Linked DNA regions of Homo sapiens: region 1 is linked to region 2. A link is a loop called in an ENCODE intact Hi-C map of the cell type or tissue named here. Cell type or tissue: GM12878. All regions are shown on one strand. Links, peaks and the distances in the headings refer to the core of each region. The heading gives the core; the rest is flanking DNA. Region 1 has its middle 220 kb from the start of C9orf72. Region 2 has its middle 280 kb from the start of C9orf72.

The links. Hi-C counts contacts between places; a loop is a spot of excess contacts. Peaks named below come from ENCODE experiments on the same cell type or tissue, not always from the same donor. Only the 100,000 strongest peaks of a DNase experiment are listed, where the experiment ranks them.
Region 1: it touches region 2 in a loop (2.8-fold over the local background); 2 of 110 quality-filtered maps call a loop at or near these places.

The regions. Positions count from the first base shown.
Region 1 is chr9:27,786,241-27,802,854 of GRCh38, forward strand. No RefSeq gene overlaps it. Among named protein-coding and RNA genes, the nearest start is that of C9orf72, 220 kb to the left of the region's middle. RefSeq lists an enhancer at 2,633-3,134. In GM12878, for the core only: no CTCF peak of the experiment used is centred there; a DNase peak (open chromatin) is centred at 7,191.
Region 2 is chr9:27,848,159-27,864,772 of GRCh38, forward strand. No RefSeq gene overlaps it. Among named protein-coding and RNA genes, the nearest start is that of C9orf72, 280 kb to the left of the region's middle. In GM12878, for the core only: no CTCF peak of the experiment used is centred there; no DNase peak of the experiment used is centred there.

The DNA of each region.
Region 1 (16,614 bases), core at 3,752-11,751, 61 kb before region 2:
TTTCTATTACATATTTACATAACATATGTTTTCTACTCTAAAGAAGAAAATTAGATCTTGAAATCTGAATGAAGGCTGGGAAAGGTAGTTGGAAGGAATAGATAAAAAAGGGTTCATTAATGGGTACAAAAATACAACTGGATAAAAGGAATAAGATCCAGTATTTGGTAGCAAAATAAGGAGACTCTAGCTAATAATAACATATTGTATATTTCAAAATACTTAGACAATCTGGAATGCTCTCAACACAAAGAAATGACAAATGTCCAATGTGAGGGTATCCCAGTCACTACAAACTGATCATTTCATGTAGTATGCTCATATCAAAATATCACATGTATGCTATAATAGGCACAACTATTATATATCCAAAACATTTTTAATAACATAAATTTTTTAAAAGCTACAAAAAGTTACAGAATATTCACAACCACACGTGACCAAAAAATACTGTCTTAAAAATCGTTCAGAGTTATTACTAAGCAAACAAACAATTACAACCCATAGCAAAAACAAAGAACCCTCCCCTCCAAAAAAAAGAAAAATCCTGGGAAAAATAAAGGATCTTGTTGACTGAGTTATCACATCGCAATATGGAAAATGTCTGGTTTTCAATGATTTTTTTTCATTTTTGTAATAATTCCATTGATATGTAATTCATATACTACACAGTTCACTCATTTAAACTGCACAATTCAATGTATTTTAGTATGTTTGTGGATGTGTGCAACCAACACCACAGTTCATTTTAAAGCATTTTCATCACCTCACCAAACATCTCCAGACCCTTTAGCTATCACACCCTATCTTCTATACCACCAACCCTAAGACATCATTAATTTATACTTCCTTTCTCTGTAGATTTGCCTATTCTGGACATTTCATATAAATGGAGTGATATAATATGTGATAGGCAGTCTTTTGTGACAGGCTTCATTCACTTAGCATTATGTTTTCAAAGTTCATGCATGCTATAGCTATCAGTGCTTCATTATTTTTTATGGCCAAATAATATTCCATTGTATGACTATACCACAGTTTTTAAATCATTCATCTGTTGATAGGCATTTGGTTTGTTTTCAACTTTTGTCTGTCTATTATGAATAATGCTGCTATAGACATTCATGTATATGTTTTTATGTGGACATATATTTTAATATCTCTTGAGTATATATCTAAAACTAGAATTGCTGGGTCATGCGATTTCTATATATAACTATTTGAAGAGCTCCCCGACTGCTTTTCAAAGTGACTTCTCCTCTTGTTACTTTTTCTCAGCTTTAGTGAAATATAATTGAGAAAATTAAGAAGTTATAACTTAAAACAAAATGTTTTCTCATTGATTTGTTGGAAGATCTTTTTTCTGAAACTCACTGATGCCAAATATAGAAAGCAAACATACAGGTTCTGTTCACAGGGGATGGAACTTCTGGGAAGTGCTGAGTACTGCATTCCAAATATGGTGCCAATAAATAGCATTTAATATTTTCTGAGGCTACATTAGTGATTTGCATAATTCAGTAAACTGGTTACCAGAAGATTAAATTAATCTGAACATTTCTTTTTCTGACTCATACTGTGGAAATATTCCTAAGTCATAAAACATAAGTATGCTTACTAATTTCAATGTAAAATTTTGTAAACCCTTGAGTGATAATTCAGAATATTTTAGAATATTTTTAAGTTGATATGGGTTGGCTCTGTGTCTCCACCCAAATCTCACGTTGAATTGTTATCCCCAGTGTTGCAGGTGGGGATTGGTGGGAGGTGATTGGATCATGGGGGAAGTTTCTAATGGCTTAGCACCATCCTCCTACTGCTGTCTTGTGATAGAGTTCTCACAAGATCTGGTTGTTTCAAAGTATGTAGCACCTCTCCCTTTGCTCTCTTCCTCCTCCTGCTGGCCATGTAAAACAAGCTTGCTTCCCCTTCACCCTTCCACCAGGATCGTAAGTTTCCTGAGGCCTCCCCAGAAGCAGAAACCTGTACAGCCCATAGAACTATGAGCCAATCAAACCTCTTTTCTTTATAAATTAGCCAGTCTCAGGTATGTCTTTGTAGCAGTGTGAGAATAAACTAATACAGAAAATTGGTACCAGAGAAGGGAGCATTGTCAGAGATACCTAAAAATGTGGAAGTAACTTTGGCAATGGGTAAAGAGCAGAAGCTGGAACAGTTTGGAGGTCTCAGAAGAAGACAGGAAGATGAGGGAAAGTGTGGAACTTTCTAGAGACTTGTTGAATGGTTCTAACCAAAATGCTGACAGTTATATGGACCATGAAATCCAGGTTGAGGTGGTCTCAGATGGAGATAAGAGACTTTTGAGAACTGGGGTAAAGGTCACTCTTGCTATGCCTTAGCAAAGAGACTGGAGGCATTCTGCCTCTACCCTAGATATGTGTGGAGCTTTGAGCCAGAGATAAATGATTTAGGGTATCTGGTGGGAGACATTTCTAAGCAGAAAAGCATTCAAGGTGTTACCTGGCTGCCTTTAGCTGTGTCCTCTCATATGTGTATGCAAAGAGATTACCTGAAATTGGAACTTATATTTAAAACGGAAGCAGAGTATAGAAGTTTGGAAAATTCGAGCCTGACCATGTCATAGAAAAGAAAAACTTATTTTCTGGGGAGGAATTCAAGCCCATTGCAGAAACTTGCATAAGTAAACAGTAGCTGAAGAGTGATAGCCAAGACAATGGGAAAATTACTCCAAGGCATTTCAGAGACCTTTGTGGCAACCATTCCCATCACAAGCGTGGAGGCCTAGGAAGGAAAAATGGTTTGTGGGTCAGGCCCAGGGCTCTGCTGCTCTGTGCAGCCTCAGGACATGGCCCTGCATCCCAGCTGCTCTAGCTCCAGCTGTGGCTAGAAGGGATTCAGATACATCTCAGGCTGCTGCTCCACAGGGTGTAAGCTGCAAGCCTTGGCAGCTTCCATGTGATGTTAAGCCTACAGGCGTGCAGAGGGCAAGAGCTGAGGCTTGGGAGCCTCCACCTAGAATTTAGAGGATGTATGGCAACACCTGGATGTCCAGGCAGAAGTCTGCTGCAGGGGCAGAGCCCTCATGGAGAACCTTTATGAGGGCAATGTGGAAAGGAAACACAGGGTTGGAGCCCCTACACAGAGTCCCCACTGGGGCAGTGCCTAGTGGAGTTGTGAGAAGAGGGCCACCATCCTCTAGATCCCAGAATGGTAGATCCATTAACAGCTTGCACAATGTGCCTGGAAAAGCTGCAGGCACTCAACGCCAGTTCATGAAAGCAGCTGCAAGGGCTGTACCCCTCAAAGCCATAGGGGTAGAGCTGCCCAAGGACTTGGGAGCCCACCCCTTGCATCCGTGTGTCCTGAATGTGAGTCATAGAGTCAAAGGAGATTATTTGGGAGCTTTAAGATTTAATGACAGGGTTTTGGACTTTCATGGGGCCTGTAGCCCCTTTGTTTCAGTCAATGGAGCTCCTTTTGGGACAGGAGCACTTATCCAATGCCTGTACTTCCATTGTATCTTGGAAGTAACTAACTTGTTTTTGATTTTACAGGCTCATAGGCAGAAGAGACTTGCCTTGTTTCAGATGAGACTTTAGACTGTGGACTTTAAAGTTAATCCTAGAATGAGTTAAGACTTTGAGGTACTGTTAGGAAGGCATGATTGTGTTTTGAAATGTGAGGAGGACTTGAGATTTTGGAGGGACCAGGGGTGGAATGATATGATTTGGCTCTGTGTCCCCACCCAAATCTCATATTGAATTGTTATCCCCAGTGTTGGAGGTGGGGACTGGTGGGAGGTGGCTGGATCATGGGGGCAGTTTCTAATTGTTAATCACCATTTCCCTATTGCTATCTTGTGAGAGAGTTCTCACAAAATCTGATTGTTTGAAAGTGTATAGCAACTCGACATTCACTCTCTTCCTCCCTGCTGGCCATGTAAAAGAAGCTTGCTTCCCCTTTGCCCTTCTACCATGATTGTAAGTTTCCTGAGGCCTCCCCAGAAGCAGAAACCTGTACAACCCGTGGAACTGTGAAATTTCTTTGTAAATTACCCAGTCTCAGATATATCTTTATAGCAGTGTGAACTAATACATAAGTGTAAAAGGTATTAAGAAATTTTTGAACTAACATTTCCTAGACTGTGAGTTTTTTGAGGGCATGTGCTATGTCTTATCAATCCAATTTTTCTTTCACTTATCCAGCCAACAAATACTTTTTTCATCTTATTTCTGAATTCTCAGCACCTTGCACAGAGCCTTGCACATAATAGATACTCTCCTGTGTTGTTGAACATATGAATGAATGAACAATTACTAGTCACTCAATGTGATAGGTAATATTAAACGTCAACTTGATTGGATTGAAGGATGCAAAGTATTGTTCCTGGGTGTGTCTGTGAGGGTGTTGCCAAAGGAGATTAACATTTGAGTCACTGGCTGGGAGAGGCAGACCCACCCCTCAATCTGGGTGGGCAACATCTAATCAACTGTCAGCATGGCTAGAATAAAGTAGGCAGAAGAAGACGGGAGAAGCCAACTTGCTGAGTCTTCTTGCCTTGATCTTTCTCTTGTGCTGGATGCTTCCTGCCCTCAGACATCAGACTCAAAGTTTTTCAGCTTTTTGACTCTTGGACTTACACTAGTGGTTTGCCAGGGGCTCTTGGGCCTTTGGCCACAAACCGAAGGCTACACTTTCAGCTTCCCCACTTTTGAGATTTTGGGACTCAAAGTGGTTTCCTTGCTCCTCAGCTTGCAGATGGCCTCTTGTGGGACTTCACCTTGTGATCGTGTGAGTCAATACTCCTTAATAAACTTCCCTTCATATATACATATATCCTATTAGTTCTGTCCCTCCAGAGTACCCTGATTAATAGTCTCATCAAGGCTTATTTTCCTCTATAGAGGCTTCCTTAAAGTTCTTTTTGTAGAAGTATGTTGAGAAATTATTTGACTATCCCTCGGCTCCAAACATAGTACTTTCCAATCCAGTGACACTTAAATATTTATTTGAAGAAAAACTTAAAACTGTCAAATGGGTAATAGTTGGGGAGGAGAAAGCTTAGGTCTGATAGCATGGAGGTCTTCAATTAACTAAAAGACTGCGTATGGGAGAGTCTCATTTTATATTGTTGGAAGGGTTTTAGTGAGGGCCAGTAAAAAGCTTCCAGGAGATTTCAGTTTATGGTCTAAGGAAGTCCTAAACTGCTTTGGGAGACAAACATTTCTACTCACTGGAAGTGACAGCTGGGTAACATGTTGAACAAGCTGAGGAGAGCATTTCAGCCTCAGATGGGTGATTAGAGTAGATGACTCATAAGGTCTCTTGTAACCTGAGAATTCTTTAGTTGAATGAAGGATAATACTGTCCCCCAACTAATATTCCATTTGAGTATAAGCACCAGCCATTTTAAAAATGTAAGTCTTTCCACAGCCTTTCTGAAAAAAAAAATTCTGTCCATATTCCCAAAGACTCAGGTAAATGAAAAACTAGGGAGAAATATTACTTGGAAAATACACCAATTTTCTCTGATTTCTTTCAATAGTTTAAGAAAACACTTAAGTTTGTCATGGTTTTAGCCAGTCTAGTATAAATTGTTAGTTGGTACTGCTCCTCCCAAAAGTGTATGTGGATGTGTGTTTGTTAGGGGAGATAGGGATGGTCTTAGGGGTTGGAAAGTTCTTCAGAGGGGAAAAGTCCATTTATATTGGTATTTATGGTTCTGTAAATAAGAAGTTACATGAGGCTAAGAGCTGTTGCTTTCTTTCCTTGACGAAAGACTTTTTCTACCCATCTATTTAAGCTCATGCATGTTAAATAAAGAAAAATAATTAGCTTCTGTGTGAATATGTTCAGCATATTAATCTAATTATGTTCGGAAGAACGTCATGTGAGTTTTGAGTTAATTATTAGCCAACAATATATGTCAATTCTTAATATTTAAACTATTATTCATTTGCAAATGATTATAAGCAAAAAAGTTAGTTATTATTGCTCAAAAGGCAATATTAAAAAGAAAGTAACATTATTATTTATAAAGTTCTATTCAAGCTCAATTTCTACATTAAATTGTCAGTGAAGAATTTAAATGGACTGCACTTATGTTTATTGCACAGCATAAACCATATAAGCAGAATAATCCCATGTGCTTCAAAATAAGTACCTACTAATGTAAAAGCACCTAAAGAAATACCTAATTATTTTTTATGAACTCATAATGGTACATGTAGTGTTTCATTATTTTATTGCTTCAATAATCAATTATTCTTTTACTTGTAAACTGAAAAAGGACATTGATGCAATTTCAGTGAAAACCATTCAAATTCAAACTAAATTTACTCACGTAATGAAATCAATGAATAAAGTATTACAAAATTAGAGAGATCTAAGGGAGCCAAGAAAAAGCAAATATAAATAGTCTCCTGGAATTATTCCAAAAGGTAGAAAATTAAGAAAATCCACACTTTTCAGTTGCAAAGACTAGTGCAATAGGAAGGAAAAACAACTACATGTGGCTTTGTGTTTCTGAGTAACAACTGTAATTGCTGACAGTTTTGATAAATGTAACAAACAACTTGATATAACTTAATAATCAAAAATACATATAAACAATATAAAAAATAATTATTTGATAGAAGTCTTCTACATCTTATTTTTCATTATACATCATTTATTATTTGTTTAAAAATGTCTTAAACATATATTTTTGTCTTTGTAATGAATTAAAGATACAGTGGGAAAAATTCAAGAAAGATTTCTGTTGGTAGTTTTGGTGGAGTAGCTTATTGCAGATCATTGCTATCAGTGAAGATAATTAAAAATGCTAATTTAAAAATCTGTTTAAAGAAATTAGAGAGCTGTTAAAGTAACCAGGTCTACAAGGGCCAAGATTGTGGAGAAAGGGGAACTGCAGACAGGTGATCTAACCTTCTGCAGCCACATTTGTTTCCTGGGGACATTTGCTTATTGGGGGTACAGGGCAAGAGGCTGAGAACCCATGATTTTCCTAGGCAGAGGGACTGTGTTGAGGATTGAGGATTGAAGTAACCAATAGAGTTTTGGCAAATCTTGTGGGGCTGGAGAGGCAAAATTGGAGACTTTGGAGTCCAAGATCCCAAAGAGAAGGGAGGAGTGGAGAACTGAGCCTGATAAAGGCTCGTTTCTGTTTTAATATGAATTTTGAAACTACAAGAAGCAGGAGGCCATGAAACCAAGCAGAAAGCCTCTGAAAAACAAAGCGAGTTATGTTAGCAGCTTCAAGGCACTGATGTGGAAAGATCAGAGTTTAGGAACTACCAAGTGAAATGGCCCTGGTGAATGCACTGATCTCAAGTCTGAAACCTAGGAAGCTCACACCCTAAGAGCAGAGGTGAACTAAAGGAAAAGGAAAATGAAGCCTTATCAGAATTACCAACCAGTTCTGATTCAACTCAGTAGTAGAGGAAAGAAAAGTAATTCATGTAGGCTCTCTCTCTCTTTTTAAAGATAATACCTAACATTTAATAAAATATTCCTAGCATGCCAAGATACAGGACTATAGCCTAAAAGCTAAGATTAAAAAACAACAATAAAAATCAACACACAACAACAAAAAGAGATGAACAGGTGATTTAGCTATTGGAATTAGTAGAAGGAGGACTTTATAATATGCCCCCAAGATAGAGGGAAAGATTAACAAAATAGATGAAGAGATGGAAGGACCGGGTGCGGTGGCTAATGCCATAATCCCAGCACTTTGGGATACCAAGGTGGGTGGATCATGAGGTCAAGGGATTGAGACCATCCTGGCCAACATGGTGAAACCCCATCTCTACTAAAAATACAAAAAAATTAGCTGGGTGTGGTGGCACACACCTATAGTCCCAGCTACTCGGGAGGCTGGGGCAGGAGAATCACTTGAACCCGGGAGGCAGAGGTTGCAGTAAGCCAAGGTCATGCCATTGCACTCTAGGATAGAGTCAGACTTTGTCTCTAAAAAAAGATGGAAGACTTCATCAAAGAATTGATATATATATAAAAGAATCAAATAGATATTTTATGTTAAAAACTCAGTAAACTAGGTATTGAACATATCTCTAAATAATAAGAGCTATTTATGACAAACCCATAGCTAATATCATACTGAATGGGCAAAAGCTGGATCTTCTCTCTCACCCCTCCTATTCAACATATTGTTGGAAGTTCTGGCCAGGGCAATCAGTCAAGAGAAAGAAATAAAGCATATTCAAACAGAAAGAGAGGAAGTCAAATTGTTTCTGTTGGCAGATGATGTGATTCTGTATTTAGAAACCCCGTCATCTGAGCCCCAAAACTTCTTAAGCTAATAAGCAACTTCAGCAAAATCTCAGGATACAAAATCAACGTGCAAAAATCACAAGCATTCCTTTACACCAACAATGGACAAATAGAGAGCCAAATCATGAATGAACTTCCCTTCACAATTGCTACAAACAGAATAAAATACCTAGGAATACAACTTACAAGGGACATGAAACTACCGCTCAAGGAAATAAGAGAGGACACAAACAAATGGAAAAACATTTCACGCTCATGGATAGGAAGAACCAATATTGTGAAAATGGCCATACTGCCCAAAGTAATTTGTAGATTCAATGCTATTTCCATCAAGCTACCACTGACTTTCTTCACAGAATTAGAAAAAACTACTGATCCATGGTGGTTTGCTGCACCTATCAACCCGTCATCTAGGTTTTAAGCCCCACATGCATTAGATATTTGTCCTAATGCTCTCCCTCCCCTTGACCTCCATCTCCCCACAGGCCCCAGTGTGTGTTGTTCCCCTCCCTGTGTCTGTGTGTTATTATTACTAAATTCTCACTTATAAGTGAGAACATGTACTGTTTGGTTTTCTGTTCCTGTGTTAGTTTGCTGAGAATGATGGTTTCCAGCTTTATCCACGTCCTTACAAAGGATATTATCTCATTCTTGTTTATGGCTGCATAGTATTCCATGGTGTATATGTGACACATTTTCTTTATCCAGTCTATCATTGATGCGCATTTGGGTTGGTTCCAAGTCTTTGCTATTGTAAATAGTGCTGCAATAAACATATGTGTGCATGTGTCTTTACAGTAGAATGATTTATAATTCTTTGGGTATATACCCAGTTATGGGATTGCTGGGTCAAATGGTATTTCTGGTTCTGGATCCTTGAGGAACTTCCATACTGTCTTCCACAATGGTTGAACTAATTTACACTCTCACTAACAGTACAAAAGTGTTCCTATTTCTCCACAGCCTTGTCAGCATTGATTATTTCCTGACTTTTTAATAATTGCCATTCTGACTGGCATGAGATGGTATCTCATTGTGGTTTTGATTTGCATTTCTCTAATGATCAGTGATGATGAGCTTTTATTTTCTATGTTTGTTGGCTGCATAAATGTCTTCTTTTGAGAAGTGTCTGTTCATATCCTTCGCCCACTTTTTGATAGGGTTTTTTTCTTGTAAATTTGTTTAAGTTCCTTGTAGATTCTGGATATTAAACCTTTGTCAGATGGGTAGATTGCAAAATTTTTCTCCCATTCTGTAGGTTGCCTGTTCACTCTGATGATAAGTTTCTTTTGCTGTACAGAAGCTCTTCAGTTTAATATGATCCCATTTGTTAATTTTGGCTTTTGTTGCCATTGCTTTTTGTGTTTTAGTCATGAAGACTTTGCCCATGCCTATGTTCTGAATGGTATTGCCTAAGTTTCCTTCTAGGGTTTTTTATGATTTTGGCTTTTACATTTAAGTCTTTAATCCATCTTGAGTTAATTTTTGTATAAGGTGTAAACAAGGGGTCCAGTTTTAGTTTTCTGCATATGGCTAGCCAGTTTTCCCAGCACCATTTATTAAATAGGGAATTTTTTCCCCATTGTTTGTTTTTGTCAGGTTTGTAGAAGATCAGATGGTTATACATATGTGGTGTTGTTTCTGAGGTCTCTTTTCTCTTCCATTGGTCTATATATCTGTTTTCGTACCAGTACCATGATGTTTTGGTTACTGTTGCCTTGTAGTATAGTTTTGAAGTCACGTAGCGTAGATGCCTTCAGCTTTGTTCTTTTTCTTAGGATTGTCTTGGCTATATGGGCTTTGTTTTGGTTCCATATTAAATTTAAAGTACTTTTTTCTAATCCTTTGAAGAAAGTCAATGATAACTTGATGGGGATAGCATTGAATCTATAAATTACTCTGGGCGGTATGGCCATAAAATATTTTTTAATCCAAATAGCTCAAAAAATGGTGATGTAATATTATGTATTCATTAATAAAAACGAAGATGATTACATTCATTTTTGTTGAAAATACTTTTCAAAAAATATATCTTCTTGGGAAAACTATTGCTATTACCTCAAGGGATGTGAACAATATCTTCATCTTATTGGATGTTTTTACTTCATAATACATGTAATTTGGAGGCACTTTTCCTTGGCGGCAATAGCACATTTAGTTTTTCATCCATTGAAGCACATTTATTGATTTCCTCCTATATACCAGACACTGCTAGATTAAAAAAATAAGTGTAAACAAAACAAACATATTCAATGTCCTTATAGAATTTAGTGTAAAATGGGAATATAGACATTTACATGTAATTGTAACAAATATGTGTTTTACAAAAGGACAACTTCAGGGTGCTCCAGTAATAAACAGCAGAATGGAGTATAAGGAAGGGTGATGACGATGTCCCCTAAAGAAGACAGAGTATGAGGGAAAATTTCTACGTGAATAGAGATGGGGGAAGGATATGTATATTTTGAAAGAGATGACTGGATTCAACAAAGCCTATTTCACATAATCTTAAAGCCTCATGCAATAAAATTTCAAAAAAAAAACCAATTTTTTTCTAGAAATTTAAGGTGTTAATATACATATGTTATCCTTCCATAGGAAGTTTGACTGTGTAAGCTAGTGAATGGTTCACATGTCATATAGATATAAATTCCATCCTGATAAACATACTCATTTTTTGAAAGGATTTTAGAAAATTTATTGATCAGAAGTCATAAGAATGTTACATCCTAAATAAAAAAAAATCTTTAAAATTTGATTTAAGAAAGGCTGTGTTGAAAATACAATTTGCAAATATCTCTTTGTTTTAAAAAGCAGCATATCGTAGGCTATGAAATGAAAGTGAGAAATGTGCAGGTACAAATGAAGGGAAATATTCCACATACTACATTCTAGGGCACAGTGTGGGTGGATGTCACACCTGACCAAGCCCTCTGGGCTGCACAGTGTGAGGGTACTATTTACTGTCACTGAGACCAAACAGTGCTGTCAGCTCGCTCATAGTTCTGGCAACAAGCTTCGGTAGATCTCAAAGATCTCAATGCAGCCAGAATTCACAGGACTAAGACCTAGTATAACAGCATGACAACAAAACTCACATAACTTCAAAATATCAAACATTTTTTTTTTTTTTTTTTACTTTTTAGAGTCTTCAGGTAGTTGTTTTTTATATTTCGTCAAGTAGTTTTACTTATAATCAGAGAATAATATAGGCCACAGTGGAGTTTTCCTTCAATGCTGGGGGAGAATCTCTACTTCCTTTTGAAAAATATCCAGGGGCAAGCTGAAAAATACCTTTTTGTTGTCTGATTACCAAGAAAATGAAGAAGGCTTTCTGATTTGGAGAGGATGGAGGAGGAAAATAATTGTCATATGGGCTCTGGGAAGCCTTAGGGAAGGGGGAATATAAAAGATTCAGGCACAGCTTTGCCTTTGACTGCTTTTCCTATTTCTTCTTCCCGTCTCCAAAGAAATTTACTGATTTTTGCCTGTGAAACTATTTAAAGAAACTCTGAGCCCTGCATTTTCACAAAGGATATAAATTTGTTCTTCCAAAAAGTCTATTGCCCAAATTTGAAATTGTTCATTCAGTTGGTATATTGCCCCTGCAGGACTACTCTTTCATTCTTAGGGTGGGAATTGATTTTTCTTCTCTTATTTGTCATGTGAGAGTACTAACTATATTACAACATCAGAATTTTCACACATTATTTAAAAACCTGTTCTCGACGTGAGAAGGTCTCGCATAGGCTTGTCTATACCAATGTGTAAAAACCTCAGGTTGCCTTTAAAATTGCGAAGGCAAGCTATGTTCCTCATTAAGTACACAGACTAATATCTGGAAAGTGACAGCTTTCTACAGACATTTTCCAGAATTTGAACTTTTCTGTATTTAAAGTGATTTTACCCTAACCCCTAAGTTTCTGCACACAAATTAATGGATCCTTTAAATCTATAAGTATAATATTGGCTTATAAAAATACATCTAGACATTTAAAATTATTGAGGATGTTGTTGAAATTTATTTGTATAAGTAAATGCTTTTTAAATAAGCATGTCTAAATATTTATACTCACTTGTTTGCGCAAATTCCACATACATTAAAGTTAGAATGACAATTTAAAAACTGGTTTTGGAATTGAAATACTAACTGATCTATACTTTTAGATTTATCTTTACATATTCAAATCTATGTTCTATTCAGTTCCTTGTCCACCCCCTTCCTCCCCACTTCCTTTGATTTTCAACTTTCAAAAGGTAGACTATTCAAACTTTTATCTGTTCGTAAAAAAACATGGAGATATCCAAAATGGAAAATTAAAAAATAAAGTATGAAGGCATTTCCATAGTATTATTTTTTGAAACGGCTTGTATGAATATAGCACAGACTGGAATTCACAAAAAGAAGGGTCAGAAGATGCACAGGTCTCCTGGCCTCTCAAACTAGTGTTCCTGATCACAGCTGGACACATCCTGGGGACAGGATTGTATCTAGAAGGGTGTTTCCACCCCTTTGCTGTACATTTTTATAGTGCAACTGTTAGAGTAGCCTTGCCACTGGAGACAAATATTTTGAGATAGACTGCCAAATAGTCTGGGCTTGAGTGCCAGCTGCTTATAGGAATTACTAGAGTCTTTGGGAGACATTGAAGTCAGGTATAAACCTTCCTTCTGTGGGGAGGGCAGCCCCTAGTCTCAGCTAACTGATTGCCAGTCAACCTAGAGAGAACTGTCAGGGGCTTTAGACAACCCCGCTTATCCTTCAATACCTATTTTTAACAAACTATTAATTTTAAAAATAATTTTAGACTTACAAAATCCGGTCAGGAGTATGCTGTATTAACATGTCTTTAAAGGTTGGCTTACTCCCAGTGCTGGTTCTTGATCAGAATTATTTGAGGTCAGGGATTTACCTTTATACCATCCATTGGACTTAGCACAGTGACTTGCATGATGGAGACATTCAGTACATATCATGAAGTTAATGAGCAAATGAGTATCACTGCCTGAAGCTTACTCATCATGACCTAGCCTAATGTTTCAGCATGTCAATACCATTTTTAGAATTCAGGTGGTGTCCTGATGAGTCTTTAGTTTCACAACAATATAAATTCATAGGCAAAAATGGAAAATAGTCCATGCTTTTTTTTTAAAGTGAAATCCAGTAAGTAAACTATAACTTGAGCCATTCTTCATACATAATACAGATTCTGCTAGATATTGCCACCAGCACTACCTCCTCCTCCTTTTTCTTCTTTTTTAAGGAAAAAGCTAACTTAGTGAGATTATCAAGAAGTTAGATACTCAACAAATTTCACTTGGCCCCTCCACTTAAATGGATGAGATGTGATTTAGATTTTTTCAATGATTCAAGTTACAAATGTGAAGAGATGATGGGTGAGCTAAGTTAGGATGATCAAAAACACTGCTGAGATTTCTCTTTCTGATAATTGGGTATATACATTTGTAAATGGTGTTGCTGTCTCTGCCCAAGACATGCTCTCTCTCTCTCTCTCTCTCTCTCAATCTCTCAAAATCAACAGCTCTGTCAAAAACATTTGGAAAGAAGCTCCTTTGAAAGGAGTAAACAAGGCAGTGAACCCATTAGAAAATCTGTTTCCAATATAGAACTCACTATCTACATATAACTATTAAAATAAAATAAAAATTCAATTTCTCAGTCATACTAACCACGTTTCAAATGTTCAATAGTCACATGTGGTTAGTAGCTACTATATTGGACAGCAAGAACATTTTCATTATCTTAGAACATTCTATTGGACAGGGCTGCATTTAAAGCTACTTGTGGGACATTTGATGTCATTTGAGGACTAAACAAATGATTGTGAAATCAAGCATTCTGAGATCAAGCAGATCTGTCATTTGGTTAAGTTTCAAAATTGTAGTTTAATTCTGCTTAGGTTCAATCTGAGTAAATAGTCATAATGGGTGTGAACTACTCTAAAGAGTCCTTTCTACTTGAATAATACCAACTTTTCCATTTGCAAGGCCACTTGCAAATGGACAAATTTCCAATGTAGGTCTAATATTCCATAAATAAATTTGTGACTTTAGTCTATTCCAATACTGTTGCATTCTTCATGGTTCATTGTAGTTACATACTGTGCTTCAGTCTCACTTATAGCTCTACATTGCTGTATCTTTACAATGTTGTTTCTGGTCCATAAAGATTATTTTTCAAGCCCAGCTATCTTTTTTACTTTACCTTTTCATATTTTTATCTATTATTGCCATGTGTTTGGAAAAGGATGGTGGTAGTGGGCAGGAATATACATGAAAGCATTAACTTACTACACCATCTGTTCAGAGAAGAGTTGATATAGCACTCTTGCGATAGCTATCTTTAGAGTCCTGCTTTCAAGGTGATTTTTGGCTGGCATCTGGGAACTTGGCTGTCAGAGCAGTGCACATCAACAGTTAACTGATAAGGTTGGTTGACTGTGCCTAGACTATACTAGCAATACGATTATGCTAAATACCTGTGTTCCTTTTGGGAGACTGGAATTTTGGTATGTATCAGGCAGAGTGCCCATGTGACAGCCCCCAATAAAAATCTTGGGCACTGAGTCTCTATAGGCTTGCTTGAGCAGACACACAATATGCATATTGCATTTTCATTGCAGGGGAAAGTGTACTCTGTATGACCCCTCATGGGAGGGAAGAGCCTAAGCAAACCTGCTTATGGATTGCTCTGAATGCATATGTCCCCTTCTGATCTGGCTGTTTATCCTTAGTACTTTGCTGTAATAAATCTTAGCCATGAGTAAAACTATTTCTGAGTCCCATGAATCCTTTTAGTGAATGTCTAAACATGGGGACTCTTGACACATCCTCTTGAACAGAATTTCCATTTTTATTTTTAAAGGAATAGTAAAACAGCTTTTATTATGGGCAGCTAATAGGTCCCAATGCTCAAACTGAAACAGACTTCAATTCCTCAAACCTCGAATGTTATGGGAGGTTATATGAGGAGGTTACAGATAATGAAGTAACACTTAAAATATATGTCGAGGTACCTGGCACATAGTAGGCATTCAAATAACATTACTTGTATTTTTTTCCTTATTCCCTCCAGTCCCAGCCCCATTAGAATGCAATGTTTTTTTAAGCTGGTGGGCATCATGACATATTTATGTTGCCTGTTTTCCTACTTCCGTTTTCTTCGCTAGAAAGCATACAATATATTTAAAAATTAGATCATTAACCAGTTTTGTTCTTTTGGCATCTGGTGTTTGAAGCCGTTTCAGTTTTCATTCCAATTTTTTTTTTTTTTTCATAATGTTCTTTCCAGTCGAATCTCACTTGCTCTTTCTAAAAGGAAAACTATGAAACATAGAGAGAGAGAGATCATTTCATGGTTTCAAAGCCAGCAGGGTCAAGCGAGAGAACTCATAATTGAAGTCTAAAATGTGTTTCTTTTTTCTTCTTTATAAGCAAAAGGGAAGAGAAGAGGCCATGTCCTGAGCCACTAGCACTTCTGTTGATGGAGAATGGAAGATAATGAGGCAATTACTAAAGCTTAGATTTCAGGTCAGGGATGTGTGGGAAAGCACATAGGCACTTATAAGGGAAATAAGTCCTCAAAGAAATGTCCTTTTCCTAACACTGGGCCCAGTGACTTAAGTTTTTAGCTGCCTATTTTATCGTAAAATGTATACAATAAACATGGTCCATAGTCAGGTCACTGGCCAACTGGTAACTGAAATGTAAGTGAGAAGGCTAAAGGCTTGCAGGGTGATTCTCAGCCCTTGGGAAAAGACATATGACCTCTAAGTGTACAGTTACCATTGGCTATCTTCCACTTCCACCCCTTCCCACTTGTATAAGCCTGCTTCTCAGTTTTGAACTTGAGCCGTATCTTCAATACGATCCCACTGAATACTGATATCTCCATGTAACAGTCTCCTAGGCATCTCAACTTTGCAGAGAAGAAAACTGAAATGAATTCAGAGATGAAAGTTACCAATTTGTTGTGAATACCTCTTATGCATCACTTGCAATGCTGAGGATGTCTATGAATACAATCTTATTTGATTTCATTCCATGTCTGAGATATCCTGTTACGCCCCTGTAGAGGCACTGGTCCTGGCAGTAAATATTCATGGGGTAAGAAAACGCCTCAGTTAAGAATCTTGGGATGTCCCTTCAGTGGTGCACTGCCTTTGTAGTGATTGCGTGGATCAAAATGGTGACTACTGGCCATCTTCCAGCTTTGTGAAGCAGTCCCATGGAGGAAATGGGAGGCCTTCATCTCTGTCCCTATGCCATTGCTGGACAAATTGTAAGTAACTTTCAGTCAGCAGACAAATCACTCAA
Region 2 (16,614 bases), core at 3,197-11,196:
AATTTTTGCAGGTCAGTAAGATATATACTTCATAAGACTGTGAACTTCAAGGAAGAAAGAAATTGTATAAATGCAAATGATTATTTTGGTTATACAAATAAGTGAGCCTAATATAGTAATAATTGCAATTAAAACGAAAGCCAGGTGCCATTGCGCTAGAGAGCAACACCTTCATAAAGAAATTTAGCAAAGAAATTATTACATGCCTTAACTGTAAGCTTTGAATAAGAACCAAATTTTTAAGGGGTTGTTTTTTTTTTTAGTTCATTAGACATAAATTAAACCAAATCAGGAGAATGAAGCGTCTCCTCCCTCTTACTCCCACATCACTGTGGGCCTAACCTTAATTTGCTGATGTTCGCAATATTTGTATAGTACTGCTCTTCTGGAACAAAACAATGCTACTGTGATGATTCAGGGAAAGAATTAGAAACTATATATTTTTAAAATTTCCCTTTTATGAGCAATTTAAATTGGCAGGGAAAATACAATTAAGCAATTTCAAAGGTATAATTTCATGGAGATTTAAACATCACATCTCTAAACAGTGTTTTTAAAAAAAGAAATTTGTAACTAAATTTTTGTATTATTTATAGTTCTAATCTTTGGGAGATAATGGTGAAGAAAATTGCCAAGAATGTGATTTTTACAAAGAACTATTTGAAAAGTCCCAGCCTAAAATGTTGAAACAGAAAAAGGTGAGCAACCAGTGATTTTGGAGGCAGAAAACAGTGGAGCCGTCCCCTTGGCATTGCTCTAAGGTCATTAACTAGGGGAGATCTGCAGGCTCCATTCCTCAGCTTAGAAGCTAGTGGCTCATGGAAAAAAGTCCTCCCTGCAAATAAGAGACTGTGCCATAGATACTACAGAAGGAACAGGGAATTACCAGGTATCTTTAACCCTTCCATTTTTACATCCTATGTTTGTAATGTTCCAATGCAAGGTTTCATTTTACACTTTTTTTCTGACAGCATCAAAGTTTGCTCCTATTTACCTGGAGTCTTGGGAGCCCCTACTCTTTGAGCAAGTCAGTTCCGTTGCACAGCTTTACTTGTTTGAAAATTATCCAGTGCATCAATAAAAATCTGATTCCAAATGTTTTTACCTGCTAGGCTGAAGTTGCCTCTCTTTCTAGGTCCACGTTTGGTAATATCAGGTTTGGGCTTGAAATCACCCACAGTATGAGTATTTATACGGAAGAAATCTGCAAGTGATATGAATCAGGAAATCTTTGGAAAGAGTTGGTTGTTAAACTTTACCAGCACACAAATACCTCTGGAGCTGAGCAAAACAAGTCTACCCCCTCATCTTCACAACGGTCTTTCAAACATATTTAAGGTTCCTTTCCCACTCTCTCCGAAGTCCGTGCCATACAAGGTAGGAAGGTCCCTGGGTGGGGTTCTTGCTGGGCGGTTCTAATTTTGAGCAAGTGGTATGTATATTTGTCGGTACGTGTGTCCTCATCTAAGATACACTGCTTGCTTCATTAAACTGTTTCAGAAATTAAAATAATATCTGCAAAGTGATTAGCATCGGACCTGCACATCATAAGACCTTGGACATTTTTAGCTATTATTATCTTTAGTGCAATGGTTTATTGAGTCAGTGAACAGCCTTTGCTTACTCTTATCTCCTAGCCAAAGAGTTTAGGGAAAAGTGCATCCTAACAATAGTTTTTACTTTTTTCCAAATTGCTTTATTTGACCCAAATTTGTACAATTTTGATTAGGTACCAAGGCTTCCATATACATTTACTTTCAACTTCAGATTTAATGTTGCATCCTATTCGGACACTTGAATTGTCAGGGTGACGATCCCAAAGACTTCCTTTTGTCTTACAAAGAGAGATCCAAACCATTTGAAAATGTTTGCTTGAACAGGACTATACCTTCGGGTTTGAGGAGAGGTTGTGGAGTGTGTGGTCATTTCCTATACTACCAACCCTTCTCTGGTCATTATTCTGTCTCTCAGAGCCTAACACACTTGTGCCTTTGTCCATGATTACTTACTCTTCCTCTCCTAATGTCCTTAAGGCTTATGGTACTCTCCACACCAAAAGGGGAACCCAGCTGTCGTTGTGGCGTGTCAGTGTAGTCACCAAGTTTCCCTCCTCCTCATGTACATGTCCTGTATAATCCTATCCTCTTGAGTGTGGGCATGAACTGTGAATATGATGGGATAGCACTCCCTTGATTAGGTTATTGTATAAGGTACAGGTGATTTCAGAAGAGGAGATTATCCTTCGTGGGGCTGGCTTAACCTTTAAAGGGATTGGATTTTTGCTGAAGTCAGAGATTTGAAGCATGAAACACATTCCGTGTGAAGGAGATTATCTGTTTCTAGCTTTGAATTATGGAGGGGGCCAATTTGTAAGGACTTAAGAGCAGCTTCTAAGAGCTCTCAGCCCACCAGAAATCAGAATTTCAAACACACAGCCTCTAAGAACTGAATTCTGCCAACAACCTGAGTGAGCTTAGAAGGGGAGTCTTCCCCTATCCTATAAAAGAAAGTCAACCCACCTGACACCTTCATTGTGAGATCCTGGGTAAAAGACCAAGCTTAACTACATTTGACTTCTGAACTACACAACTGTGTGAAAATAAATGGCTATTGGTATTGGCTGCTGTTTTTGGTTATTTTTTTAACGCAGCAACAGGAAACGCATGTACCAGAAATCATGTGCCCTCAGAATTTTCTTCTTCAGTCTAAACAGCTTTAATCCCATTACCATATTGCCAGCCTCTCTCAGCAGCCATGGGTGCCTCCTTCTCGATTCTTTCTGGTTTCACCAAAGTTTCTTCTAAATATGGGCTGTCTTTTCTCTACCTCTGGCTCAATATTCACTTGAATCACAGGTAGAATGTCTTAAAATGATCCAAGAGATGTTCCAAAATGAGGTAAATGAACTAAGTAAGACATAAAATTTTGAGGAGGCATGCATATGTTTTATCATCAACACAGAAAAATGTGAATCTGTTCTGAAACAAGGCAGATAGAAATCATTGAATAAAAAAGCCTCTGACCCATTCCTCTACTGAGGCAGTTTTCACACTGCCATGTGACTATTTCCAGCTGGGTCTAGTCTGTTAACTCATTGGGGGTGTGAGACTGTACTATTTTCATCTCTAAACTCCAAGGATAGGTGCTCAGTAAATGTCTTCTACATTTACCTGAAATAGAAGCACTTGCAAATGATAGGAAGTACAGCTTGCTACGGTCGATTGAAGATACTCTGCGAAGTTGAGAAGCAGCAGAGACAACTGTTTGGAAAGATGTGAGCGACTGAGGAATGCACCATGAAGTAAATACTTTTTCAGGATCAGAAAGCAATTTTAATGAAGCAGGAGGTGTTGGTGAACTCTTCCAGGGTGGGAGATGAAGAACTGAACAAAAATAAAAATGAGACGCCTTAGAATTTGCCGTAGAACAAACAAGACAGGATGTGATAACACTGATAGTTTAGAGCCACTCTCAAAGGATATTTTCTCTAGTTCAGAAGGGCACTGTCTTTCTTTGAGAGAAACTGGGTTATACACACAGACATAACCCGGGGGATTTGTCCAGGGTAAAATAGCCAAACTAATATTAAGAGAAGAAAATCTTCTCACAGTTGAAAGATAAATAGAACAAAGAGAAAGAAGTCGAAGAGCCTAGCCTTCTGTAGGGAAGTCTAGGCCTCCCTGCAGGGAACCCAATTAGTTCTCTCTCACTTGGGTTGCTAGTTCCTCAGAGCACAGTCTGGGGAACAATCATCTGAAGGAAGCAAGAAATTGAGAAATAACAGCAACCAAAACCTTAATTTATGTTGTTACTTGGAGTGTAGAGGCTGCACTAATACGTGTAAGATCAATAACAGTTTCACCATTCCTTAGTTGGGGAAACAGGATCAGAAGGTACATGACCTGCTAAAGGTTGCACTGCTGATAACTGATAGGGTCAGGTAAGGACTAGAACCTGGTCTAAGAAATTCTTTGGCATCAAATTATGCCAAATCCTGTGCTCTTTCAGAACATCAAATTCTCTCTCCAAGGAAGAACAAAGACTAAAAAAAATTTATATATTTTGAAATCAACACCCAAGCTCCTCAGATCTTTTGGGAGATGTGGATGAGTTATGTTTCTGGGAAAGTCATTTAATTTCTCTGGAAAAAAATCCAATAAACCATTCAACTCTGACAATCTTTGCTTGTCTGATTCTAAGAATTTATTGAGCACCTAAAATGAATAAAGTTCCAGGACTGAGACTATAGGAAATACAGAAAAACTATGACTCTGTTGTTGTATGTTCATTTATTTAACAGACATTTATTTAAAAATCCTTCTGTCAGGCAGGTACTAGGAAACACTTGTAGATACTAGTATATTTTCCTCCATCAGCCAATTATACAAAGGTTTGCACTGAAATTTGGCTCATAAATTCCCACCTACTTTGATGTCAATCCTGCATCAGTGATGTTCCTACAAATGAATCAGATGATGTTATCTATTTTACAGATTTCTTTCTGAAAGCAGTTACTTTCTAACTCAATGTTAAAGTGTTCCATTTACCTTGAAGGTACAGATAATGTTTGTATTTGTTTTCAATAGTTGCTAGGTAACAGAACACTGCCCACCACTTTTCATCAGAGAAAATATCAGACAATTTAAGATATTTGTTTTTTATTTTATATTATATTTTGGAAAGTGAGAAATATATATAATTGAGGTCCACACCATTAAAATTAAAAAGCTTTGCTAGGTAATTAATAGTGAATATCTGTGTGGTACAAAAAAACTGTCATGGTTACTCACTATCTCATTACAAAGTATTGTATCATTTCTATCATTTGAAATAACAGAATTTGCAAATCCATTTAATCAGGCAGACATGAAGTATTAAACAACCCAACATGCTGAAAGTGAACAAGTGAACAAGGATGACACTCACCATCGCCCCTCTCTCTGGTGGAACTCTCAAGATAGTTAGCTGACTATAAGTGATCCATATTTCTCTAACGTAAGGACGAGAAATTATAAATCGAAGTTCTAATATTTTCTCTCTTGTCACATTGTTCCATCTTACACTATACCACAGTCACCACTGCCCGTCTGCCATTGTCCTCCCTCCTCCCAGGTGACTGCAGCTCATTTTGGAGGCACCATTTAAAAACACATGCTAATTACAAAAATACTTAATAACTCACATAAGTGTAAAGAAATTAAACATAACCCATAATCTACCACCTCCGACGAATGCATATTACATAATTGGAAGTTTCCCATTTGTGGCAGTTAGTTGGTTTTGTGTGTGTGTGTGTCTGTGTGCAGCCTTTACATTTTTAAATCTCAACACTAATGTTAATAACTGGAATATTATTTTATTTCTGTTGGCTTCTTGTTACTATAAAGAAAAGCTATATTAAACATTTTATTTTATGTTGACATTTTATTAAATTTACTAAATTCTCTTGTTATTTATAGCAGGTTTTTCTTTTTTTGAGAAAGGATCTCTTTCTGTTGCCCTGGAATGCAGTGGCATGATAACCGCTCACTTTAGTCTCAACCTCCTGGCTTAAGTGATCCTCATGCCTCACCTCAGCCTCCCAAGTACCTGGCACTACAGGCACGTGCCTCCAGGCCTGGCTAAGTTTTGTATTTTTTGTAGAGATGGGGTTTCGCCATGTTGCCAAGGCTGATCTCAAACTCCTGGACTCAAGCGATCCTCCTGCCTCAGCCTGCCAAAGTGCTGGGATGACACGTGTGAGCCATCACGCCTGGCAGTAGTTTTTTTTGTTGTTTTTTTTTTTTCCACTAGAGTTTCTTGAATTAATTTTCTTGGTGTACAGTAGAATAATCAGCAAAATTTTTCTTTTCAATATTTAAACCAATGGGACAATTCTTTTGTTATACATTATTTAGTAGAAACTTTAAGATAAAAACAAATAATATAAATATATTTTGCAATTATAGTGTGATTGTATTACCAAACAGTCTATTAGTATCTATTGAGTTTCAGTCTTTGTCCTGGTAGTTTCACTACTTACTGCTGTTCTGTCAGTTTTTCATCTTCCTCTGTATTGAGATTCCTGTTCTGATACTTTTTTTAATTGGTCTTTTTTTCCCACATATTTTTCTTACAATGAGTAAACGGCAGGTGTAATCGCTGAATCCGTAATGGTGATAGGTGAATCATACTTGTCTAGGAATAGACCTTGAGTTCCACTCCTTTTCTCTCAGTAGTCCATAAATGTTATTCCAATTCCAAGTGTTGCCGATGAAAAGTCTGATTTCAGCCTGATTCTTTTGCCTATGTAAGTAGATTGTTCTGTCTGAAAGCTTTTAAGATTTTTCACTTTATTTTTAGAAATCATGAATTTTAATGTTAAGTGTGTATCTTCAGTTATCAAATTTTCTGGAACTTGGTTAGCCATTTTAATCTGAGACTCAAATATTTCTTCTGGAAATTTTATTATATTATGTGTTCAATATAGCCTCTCATTCATCTTTATTTTTTTCTTTTTGGAACTTTTTTTCTTTTTGGATCTCAGATGTTGGGTTTCCTAGATCTATGTGCCAAGTATCTTGTTATTTTCCTCCTGATATAAATCATGTATTTTTGCTGTGTACTCCAGGAATTTTCTTCTTCTTGGTCTCTCAGGCCTCTAAATAAGGCCTTAACAATGACTATATTCACCTTCGACGTATATGATAATTTAAACTTTTTTTTCTTCTTATTTTATTTATTTATTTTTGAAATGGGGTTTTACTATGTTACCCAGTCTGGTGTCTAACTTCCTTGCTCAAGTGATCCTCCTGCCTCAGCCTTCTGAGTAACTGGGATTACAGACGTGTGCTACTACTGTGCCCGGCTTTTTTCTTTTTTTTAGTTCCAAAATATATTCTTGACTCTTAACTTGAACCCTTGAATCTTCCTAAATATCTTGCTCTTCCTCCTTCCTCTTCTCTTTCATCTTCTCCGTCTCTTCCTCCTCTTCTATTGTGTTCCTCAAGTAACCCATTTTGGCTAGAGTTGCCCGGGTCAGAGTGTTTTACTTCTTCTTCATCTTTTGCATGGCATGCTCATTAAATGCAGTGTTTTCTTCCTTTACTGTAATCTCTTGTCCACCTACCAGGGTCCCTTAGTAGCAGTAACCTCTCGTGCGGTCTGGCAGCATAGTAGCAGTCAGGTTTTCAGTGCCACATCAAGGCCCTGAGAGAAAGCCCCTGACTTTATCTTCTCCAGAATTAGGGATAAGGAGTTCAGTGTTCCTGTTCAGCTTGGTCCTAGATCCCTGGAGAACAAGGTGATCAGGTATATTCATACTGGCTGAAGTCACCCTTTCCCTTGTGGTTCCATACCTGGCCCAACAAGGAGAAAGTTCACCAGCTTTGTGGGGACTCTGGCAGAGCCCTAACTCTCCTGTACACTTTAGTAGCCTGTCTGGCTTAAGAAACCTTAGAAAATGAAATGGAATTAGGATTGGAGGGAAACAAAATACTCCTTAAGCCTTCCTCTTCCAATAGTTCTCTCCTAACTTTTTTGTTAGATAGAGACTCCCTTATGAAACAAGAAAGAAAGAGTAGCAGAAGGACAAAGTTTAGTTGAGGAGGGACAGGTCACTCAGAAGTCCAGCCCTTGTCTCCTGTGGTTTCCAGTGTGCCTGATGTTCTCTGATGTCAGCAGCTCACCCATACCCCTCACACTCTTACTTGGATGCTAAAGAGTCTCTGTTTAAAAATACAGATTTGATTATTACTTAGGTATGGCAAGGCCAATAGATCAGATGACTGCCATTGGAAAGAGAATTTGTTCTTCTCACAGATCCCAAGAGAAGAGGGAACACTACACCACAAGGGTTACTAGGGGAAGCCTCTGGGTCAGTCAGGAGACCATGGGAGGCCAGGTTGCGGGGGATGTGGACAAGAACCTTTATTGTATGACGAGGAACAGCAAGGTAAGGTAGGTGTATTTAGGATTAGCTACTTTGAATAATCTCAGGGGAGCTCTGGGGCATAGGACTGTCCTTAGTTATCTGGTACCTGTCCCTTGGGTGATTAGGGCAGGGGATAGTGGCCTGGAATGTGTGAGCTGATAAAGGACATTGGGAGTATGGGCACTGGGTGGGCTGCTTTGCATTTGAAAGACATGCTCTGCTCTCTAGCTAAGTTGTTTTTACCTTTAGGTATTGGCTAACCCTGGGAGGGCCAGTCCCTTCCACAGTCAGCAAGACCCAAGATATTGAAGGCTCAGGATACAGAAAATAAAAAACGTAGTTAATTCAGTCTCCCTCCTAGCACTCCTGACCAGCTGTAGACAAAACCTCCTTATCTTGATTTTTCTCAGCATGCAGTTTAGAACATCTAAACAACAGCACGACAAAATGCTTTTCTATGTACTAGAGGACAGAAACAAAAACAGTACTATAGACCATAGAGAATACTGAGTAAAAGCAAGAATTTTGATCAGACATGGATTTGAACCAAAACTCAACTCTTAGTAACGCTGTGCTCTTGAGCCAGTTACTAAGCTCTCCAAGCTCAGTGTGATCATCTTAAAAATGGGAGAATATTGTCCACTTTATAGAGTTGTCATGAGGAAAAAATTATCCTGCATGTAAATGATTGTGGTTGTTATTAGAAAAATGAACAAATAGCATCAAACTAGGCTATTATCCGAAATAGTTATTTTGGGTCTTATTATACCTAACTTTTGTCCTCACACAGTTGGTATAAATTCCTAGATGCCTGGCCTGGTGTCCTTCCTTCACAGTTACTGCCTTTGTCAGAGGCATTTGAACCAGAGTGACTCCATTTTGAGTGAGGACTAGGAAAATGAGACTGAGACTTGTTGGGCTGCATTCTCAGAAAGTTAGGCATTCCTAGCCTCTAGATGTTTACAGTTAAGGGAACAAATTAAGAATGCTTACTAAACAGACCTAGACTTGGGAGTGTCCAGATATCCCAACATCTGGAGAACAAAGGCATTCCTATATTTGCTTTAAAGATAATAATATTGATTTCTGCAAAATATCATAATTAAGAAAGTTAATTATTTATCACAAACCCTTGTAGCAGAACACATCTCCCCATATGTACAAGCATTGTACCTAGGGTGGATGTGTTCCTCCTACTTTTGGAAATGTTCTGCTCTATGGAGTAGCCATTCTTTTATTCCTTTACTTTCTTAATAAACTGGCTTTCACTTTACACTGCAGACTCGCTCTGAATTATTTCCTGTGCAAGATCCAAGAACCCTCTCTTGGGACCTGGATCAGGACCCCTTGCCTGTAACACCTTCATTCCTGATCTTATCTCCAAGGTAGAGAAGGTACCTAGGGCTCCTGTCCTCTTCACTCATAATCTCAAAGGGGCAGATTCCAGAGCCTCGGACCCTTTGGATCTTTCTACCCAGTTCACTGAGAGCATTGTCTCTATCCTTGGTGAATGTCAGGACACAATGACATGAACCCCATTTTCAGGAGAGATCTGATCTCTAGTTAGTTTTGTCTCTTAAAAACCCAAAAACACAACTACCTTAACCCCTTAGTAAACACCACATACTATTTAGTGAAGATATAAAGAGTACTTTCATGTTTCTATAGTTTCTATATGTTACGTATTTATGGATTTATTATGCATTGATTCTTCCACTAGTTCATGTATTTATTCATCCAACCAGTGTTTATTAACTTTCTACTATGTTAAAACACTGTTTCAAGCCCCGAGGGTATAGCAATTAAAAAATGCTCTCTGTCCTCAGGGACATTCAGTTGGAACTTATAGCTAAATGACATTGAGTAAGTTATCACAAAAATTAAAAGTGGAATTGCAACTGTAATAATATGTGCTATAAAGAAGAGGTAGTGTAATTGCATCTTCCCTAAAAAGGCTAAGAATTTACTGGAGATTTAAAAGTGGAAAGAAGCCATGTAGGCAAAGGAGACTGGAGAGGAGAGAAGAGTAGGAGAGGAACAATGGCAGTGTTAATGCTTTGAGTAGTTGTGTGGCTGTTAACATAGAAGTTTCTGGAAGGTGGTTGTGGGATTGTTTACTTAGTTGAGGAAGAAAATTTAACACAAATCTAGAGCTCATGTTTTTCCAGAGTGATACCAATTAAATGAGATTATTTAATGTTTAAGAACAGAAAAAAATGCAATTCATGATTTACAGATGGGCTTTGACAGAGTGGCTCTTCTGGGGTAGTAAAAAAAAAAAACCATTGAGTGGTACTATGTATATTGCTTTCTTTCTTTCTTTTTTTTTTTTTTTTCTTTTTTTTGAGATGGAGTCTCACTCTGTTGCCCAGGCTGGAGTGTAGTGGTGCGATCTTGGCTCACCGCAACCTCCGCCTCCGGGTTCAAGTGATTCTCCTGCCTCAGCCTCCTGAGTAGCTGGGGCTACAGATGCTCGCCAACATGCCCAGACAATTTTTGTATTTTCAGTAAAGACAGGGTTTCACCATATTGGCCAGGCTGGTCTCAAACTCCTGACCTCATGATCCTCCCGCCTCAGCGTCCCAAAGTGTTGGGATTACAGGCGTGAGCCACCGTGCCCGGCCGTATATTGCTTTCTTTAGGTGTACTTTCATCCAGCTTAGCTGACAACTGTCCTGCACCACTTCTTGAACTTAGCCTGAGTTACCGTAATACTCTGTCTTAAAACTTGGAAACACATAGTGAGAAGTTCTCTTTCAGGGCCTCCATGTGAGGCTCTGTGGGCTTCCTTGGGTGCTGCCACACACTGATAAGTTTGGTTCTGGAGTTATATCGTCTGTATTAAGAGCAAGAAGACAATGACTGAGATGCAATCATGAACATATGTCATATAGAATGAATAGATGCAAGGATGCACACATTTAAAATACTTATTAGTTTTAAAAGAACCTATAGAATTAAGAAATACAAATATGTTACAGAAAAATGAAAACATTTCGGAGGTTCTCAATAGAACTTTTAGGGGATTTTCAGAGGTTACTAGCACTGTTTGTTGTGTATATAAAGTATATTGTGAATTTTCTATCATTAAAGCAATAAATATTCATCATAAAAGTTTTTGGAAAAAAACTGGAAAAAAGAGAAAGAAAAGCATTTCCACCACCCAAATATAACCGCTATTAGCATTCTGCTGTATCTTTCAAAATTATTTTTAATTATAGTCGTGTATGTGTAGTTGCAATCATATTCTCTACATAATTTTGCATCCTGTTTTTCATGATCGTTTATTATATGTTCCTGTATAATATGAAACTATTTATAAACTCATTTTAGTTGCTGTATAATGTTCCCAAGTAGTGATAGAATGGTTTAAATTTTCCAAGTGGTAGATTTCTTACCATTTTAAGTAATAATGCATTAAGTATCTTTGAACATTAGATTTTTTTGTTTCACTTTTCAGATTATGTACATAGCATAGGTTTACAAAGAGTTAAAATAGTGAAAAAAACAATATAAACATTAATAATGAAAAATGTATACACATTTTAAGACCTTGAATTATACTGGGAAATTAATTTTACAGAAATTTTATATCAAAAGATTCATGTAAAGCTTAAAATATTGGAAGAGCATGAACTCTCTATTCTCAAAGTGATCCAGGATAAATAGTGGAAAGTCAATGTAAATATCAATAGGAGAGAAAAATTTAAAATCTGTGTTCCCAATTCTGCTTTTGTGTTCTATTCTGCTTTTGCCTTTGTCCAGTGAGACAATATTGAAATCTCACACACAAGTAAACTTCAGCTCTGCCATAACTAAATGTGCCTGACTTATTTCCCGATAATTATTCATGGAACTTCTAGTGTGTTCTGTCCATCTAAGTCCATTCATCAATGCCAAGAGAAATGTAAAACTCAGGAATGTAAGTGAATACTTTGAGTTTCTCCATTCAGCAGATAATTCTTAAATTGTGTGAACTGAATCTGGTTCCTGGCCCAATCTGGTTTTGTCCTGATTCTTATTTCTGCGTACTCACTCTACTCCCTTTGCTAGTAGAAACTATTGTTTTGCTCTCATCAATTGGTCTTTGTAATTAAGTGGTACAAACATGGGGAATCTGATATCTGCTAAGTGGCAATAGTCAGGAAACCCGAATGTCTCTTAATGCTTGGACTCCGGCATGTTTGTCTTGGTGATTCTGGTTCTCATGACATCTGAGACACCCATTCTCTTTGCACTAAACTTACTACATTTATTCAGGCCATTGGCTGGTAGTCTCAGTCACAGGGTCTGGAAGTCACTTGTGTCACTTCCTATACCACTGACCATTTGTTTTTCCATTGCTGTTATAGTTTTCTGTGCTGTCTGTCTGGTCTGTATGAATCCTGGGAGCCTAGATATGATGTCCCAGCTGTGCTATCACTGTTTATATATGAAAGTCTATGAAATTTTCAAAAGGTGAAATAAAATGATGGGCTCACAGGTGTCTGTATTTTTTGATACGAATGTGAAACTAAAGCTCTCAATTTCCTCTGTCTCTATCTATAAATGAAAAAAGCTTTTTTCCCCTCAAAGAAGCCATGTTCAATTGTCTGTTCATATTTATAGCCCTTTTTGTTTCTGTGGCCAGATTCTCTCTCTCTCACTCTACCTTTCGGAAGTTAGTTAGCCATAATAATATGTCATCATTTATTTACACTGCAGAAATATCTTATTCAGACCAGATCAACTATTCAAAGAGAAGAAATGTACTGCATACAAAGATCAAAGGAATCAATGAATCGAATTAGTTTATATGGTTTGGAAAGCAAAGAGATCTGAATTCTGAGCTTGTTTTTTAAATCCTTATATAAAATAGCATGAATGTGTGTTAAAAAATGCAGATTGGGAATATTACTTCTGGCTTTTTTAGAGTTTTGTGTCCCCTCATTAAGTCTGGGGAAATCTGAAGTATTCTTAGAGCATGGCCTTTGCTCAACTCCCTGGAAAATAATAGAACAGTTTTATAGAAATTCACCAAATGAGCTAAATCAAAATGTGAGAAAAACCTTTGAGTGGCTAGAACTAAGTATAAATAAACCTTGGAGATACGCTTCTATATCCAGTTGAACAAGTGTTAGAGAAAACAGCTCCTCTGAAAGAGAAAGGAACAACCTCTAGCTATAAACTTCATATAGTGGAGTTAGAAAACTATTTCTGCACTAAGCTACCTACCGGAGAATCAACACCAGGGAAAGTGGCTTCTATGCTATAGAGGATAACTGCTCCCCAATTTTCCTTCCTTGATCAAGAGATTGATGTTTCCTTTGCTGTGTAGTGTACATGGTTTTCTAGCAAATACACTGAAATACATTTACCTATTTTGAAGGATATTAATAAATCACATTATGAAGGCTCTTAAATTCAAAGGAGCTCCTATTTGGACTGGCTTACAGAGTGTAATAAATATTTCTATAAGCCAAGGATATGAAAACTTAAGAATTTTTGAATAAGAAAAGAAGTTTAACTCTTTATGTTTTAAATGCGCTGGCTCTTTCAGAAAGCTTTATGTCCTTGTAGAAGATGTAACTCAAGGGGAGAAAAACTTGGCTGTGAGTTAAATTAATGGATGGTGTTAGGTTATGGCAAGTGATATACAGTTTGTTTAAAAAAACCCAAAACACTAAGAAAATATTAGTATTAAGACTTACTTGAAGAATCATCTTCACCCTGCTTTGTTTCAGAGCAAAAAAAAATGTATATTTTGGTCCACATAAAACTTGAGGCCATTTATCATACTTTTCTGCCCTATTTTCTCCGATTTCTTTCATTTAAATTCTTCAGACTCTCTAAATGCACCATTTTCAAACAATTGCAGTGGTTGACAGCAGTCTCACAACTGTTGGGTTTGATATTTGACCCTAGACTCCTCTAGTAAGAATCACACAGCTATAAGTACTGCCACATTCCTTTTTATAGTCAATAAGGAAACGTGGTTAACCACAACAATTAGCTGCTATTATTAGTATCTTACACAGCCTTAAAGAAATTCAGAGGACAGAGATAAAAATGGATATGAAATTAATGATGCAAGCTATGATCCGATTATTTTTGATGATACTACACAGAAATCATGACAAGATCTTTTAAATTTCACGCATTTGTTTTTCTTTCACTATAGTCAAACCCATTAAGGCCAGAGAGTGATGGACAGAGCAACTGATTATCATAAACAACACATTAGTGTCCCTTCAAAATGTACTCTCAGGCATGCATATGTGTGTATGACTGTGTGTTCAGATGGTTCTCCTGTGCTTACAAAATCAAAACCTAGCCTACACTTTTGATAAGGCCATCTTCCCTTATGTGTTCAAAAGCAACTCCCCTCCCTGATTAATACTGCCTGACAATAATCTACCTGGATGCATCTGCGACACTGGATAGCACCCATTGTATGAGCATTTCTCCCCTTTTTAAGAAGTTCAAACGCTGGAATATGTATCCACAATTTAAGGCTGACTAAGGCCCAGGGAGCAAATAAAGCAGCTCAAGCTTTAGAGGCCAAAATGACCAGTAAAAATAGCCCCGGGTCATAGATTTTCTCTTGACTATTTACTGGCCAATCATGATTAAAGTGTGCACAATGACTAAAACACCTTGATATGCCTGGGTATATACACTTCAGGAAAAAAATGAAACCATGACTAGCTTGGAGTCAAGGCTAATTGATTATCTAAAGATGACTGCCATTATTCATGGATATTGTTCTCTTGGTTACATCTAGGCTGAAGAGTAAACTACATAAAAGTTGGGTTCTAAGTGTTTCTAATGAATTTTTGATTGCCAATAGATTTTTTGGCTTCCTCTTCTGGCTGATATTGTTACTTATATTTTACTATCATTAACTGGATATCCCAAGCCAATATCCAGTTAATAATACAGAGTAAAGTCGCTGTGGTCACTCAAGCACCTCATTTGGCATCTGAGGTGGACTTAAGTGGGGACCGAAAAACCATGAAAAAATGGTGCGGACCTAGCTTAACTAAACTGCCACGGGTAGGTTATCAGCAGCCAGAACTGAGACAGAAGCATCACACTCCTGAAATAGCAGTATTTTTTAGAAACCCATCAAATAATGGAAATTGCCTTCCTCCCTTACTCCATCTACTGCTTAAGGGCAAGCTGTCCTCCTTGGTAGATTTTAGCCAATTAGCTTTGCAAAAAAACTCTGTTCAAAAGACTTTCTGCAATGTTTGCTTTTAAAGCTTTGCCTTTGCTCAGTGAGACAATGTATACATGCTTGGTCCCCCTTATATAGGAGTTAATTTTAGCTGTATTCTAAATCAGGGGTGGGCAGACTTTATTCTGTAAAAAGCCAAATAGTAAATATTTTAAGCTTTCCAGGTCATATGATTTCTATTGTAACTCCTCAACTCTACTGTTGTTGGCAAAAACGGGCACAGGATATGAAAATAAATAAGCATGGATGTTTTCTGATAAAAATCTATTTATGGATATTTACATTTGATTTTTATCTAATATTCTTCTCTCATAGAATATTTATAAAGTCAAAAGGAGAAGAATATTTTATATCTTTATTTTTGACCATTTAAAAATTGATAAAATTCTTAGCTCACGGACCATACAAAACAGGTAAAAGCTGGATTTGGCTCATGGGCTGTGGTTTGCCAAGCCGTGTTCCAATGGAATATTTCTTTCTGTGTTGTCCCTTGTCAGCCTGTGACATGTAGACAAAGATAGGGAAACAAGAAGAACTTAAGGGGAAAATCTTTAAAATAACCTGATTGTGTGAAAAGAGAGTTTGCCTGCTGGGAAATGTTAACCCTGAAGACATTCTTGGTAAAAAACAAAAACAAAAACAAAAACAAGAAATTGCAAGGAAATGAAGTGAAAGATGGCTTAGATATTTTTCTCATTTCTTCTTTTCTTTTTTTAAGTTGGTGGATTTCAAGCTTCATAATGGAAACCACTATTGCCTGCTTATTTCATAAATAGACTGCAAAGGAAGGAGTTAGAAATATTATTTTGAAGTCATTCAACTTCTTTGGTATACAAGCGCTATAACGTATTTATATCTTCCTAATAGGCTTTTTACCTCCCATGCTAATAGTGAATTGGCTTTTTGTCTCAAAGAAGCATAGCTGCATAAGCTTTTCTGAAAAATTGGAGAAAACAGTGCCAATGTCTAGTGAGTGATTTGTTCAGAGAGCTTGAAGGAAGAGGAAGAAATAAATGAACATTGTTGAGTAACTACCATAAACTAAGTATTGTGCTAATATGTTTAGAATGCCTAGTATAGTGTTTAGCAGAGAAGGCACTCTATAGAGTAGGCCCTAAATACATTTTAAAACTGCTCTAAATACACTGTAGTAGTTGCAATCGAATAGTGTATTTTTTTATCTGAACAAGACACTCATGTGCATTAAGTACTCACGTCTGTTTTACACTTAAGAGAAAATAAACTTTATGAGATCAAGCATTTTTCTTATGTTACATAATTAGTAAGTGCTGGCAAGGGGTACCTAGTAGGCCCTCAATAAATATTTGCTAAATTTTTATATGAATGAGCCTACTGGATTTGATGCTAATTTGCAGCTTGCTTTCTTCTACCTGGCACAGAATATAGTCTATCCAGCTGACCATTTTAATGCTAAAGTAACTCCTTGATGTGCTGCTGAGATCATATCTGATGAATCCAAAAA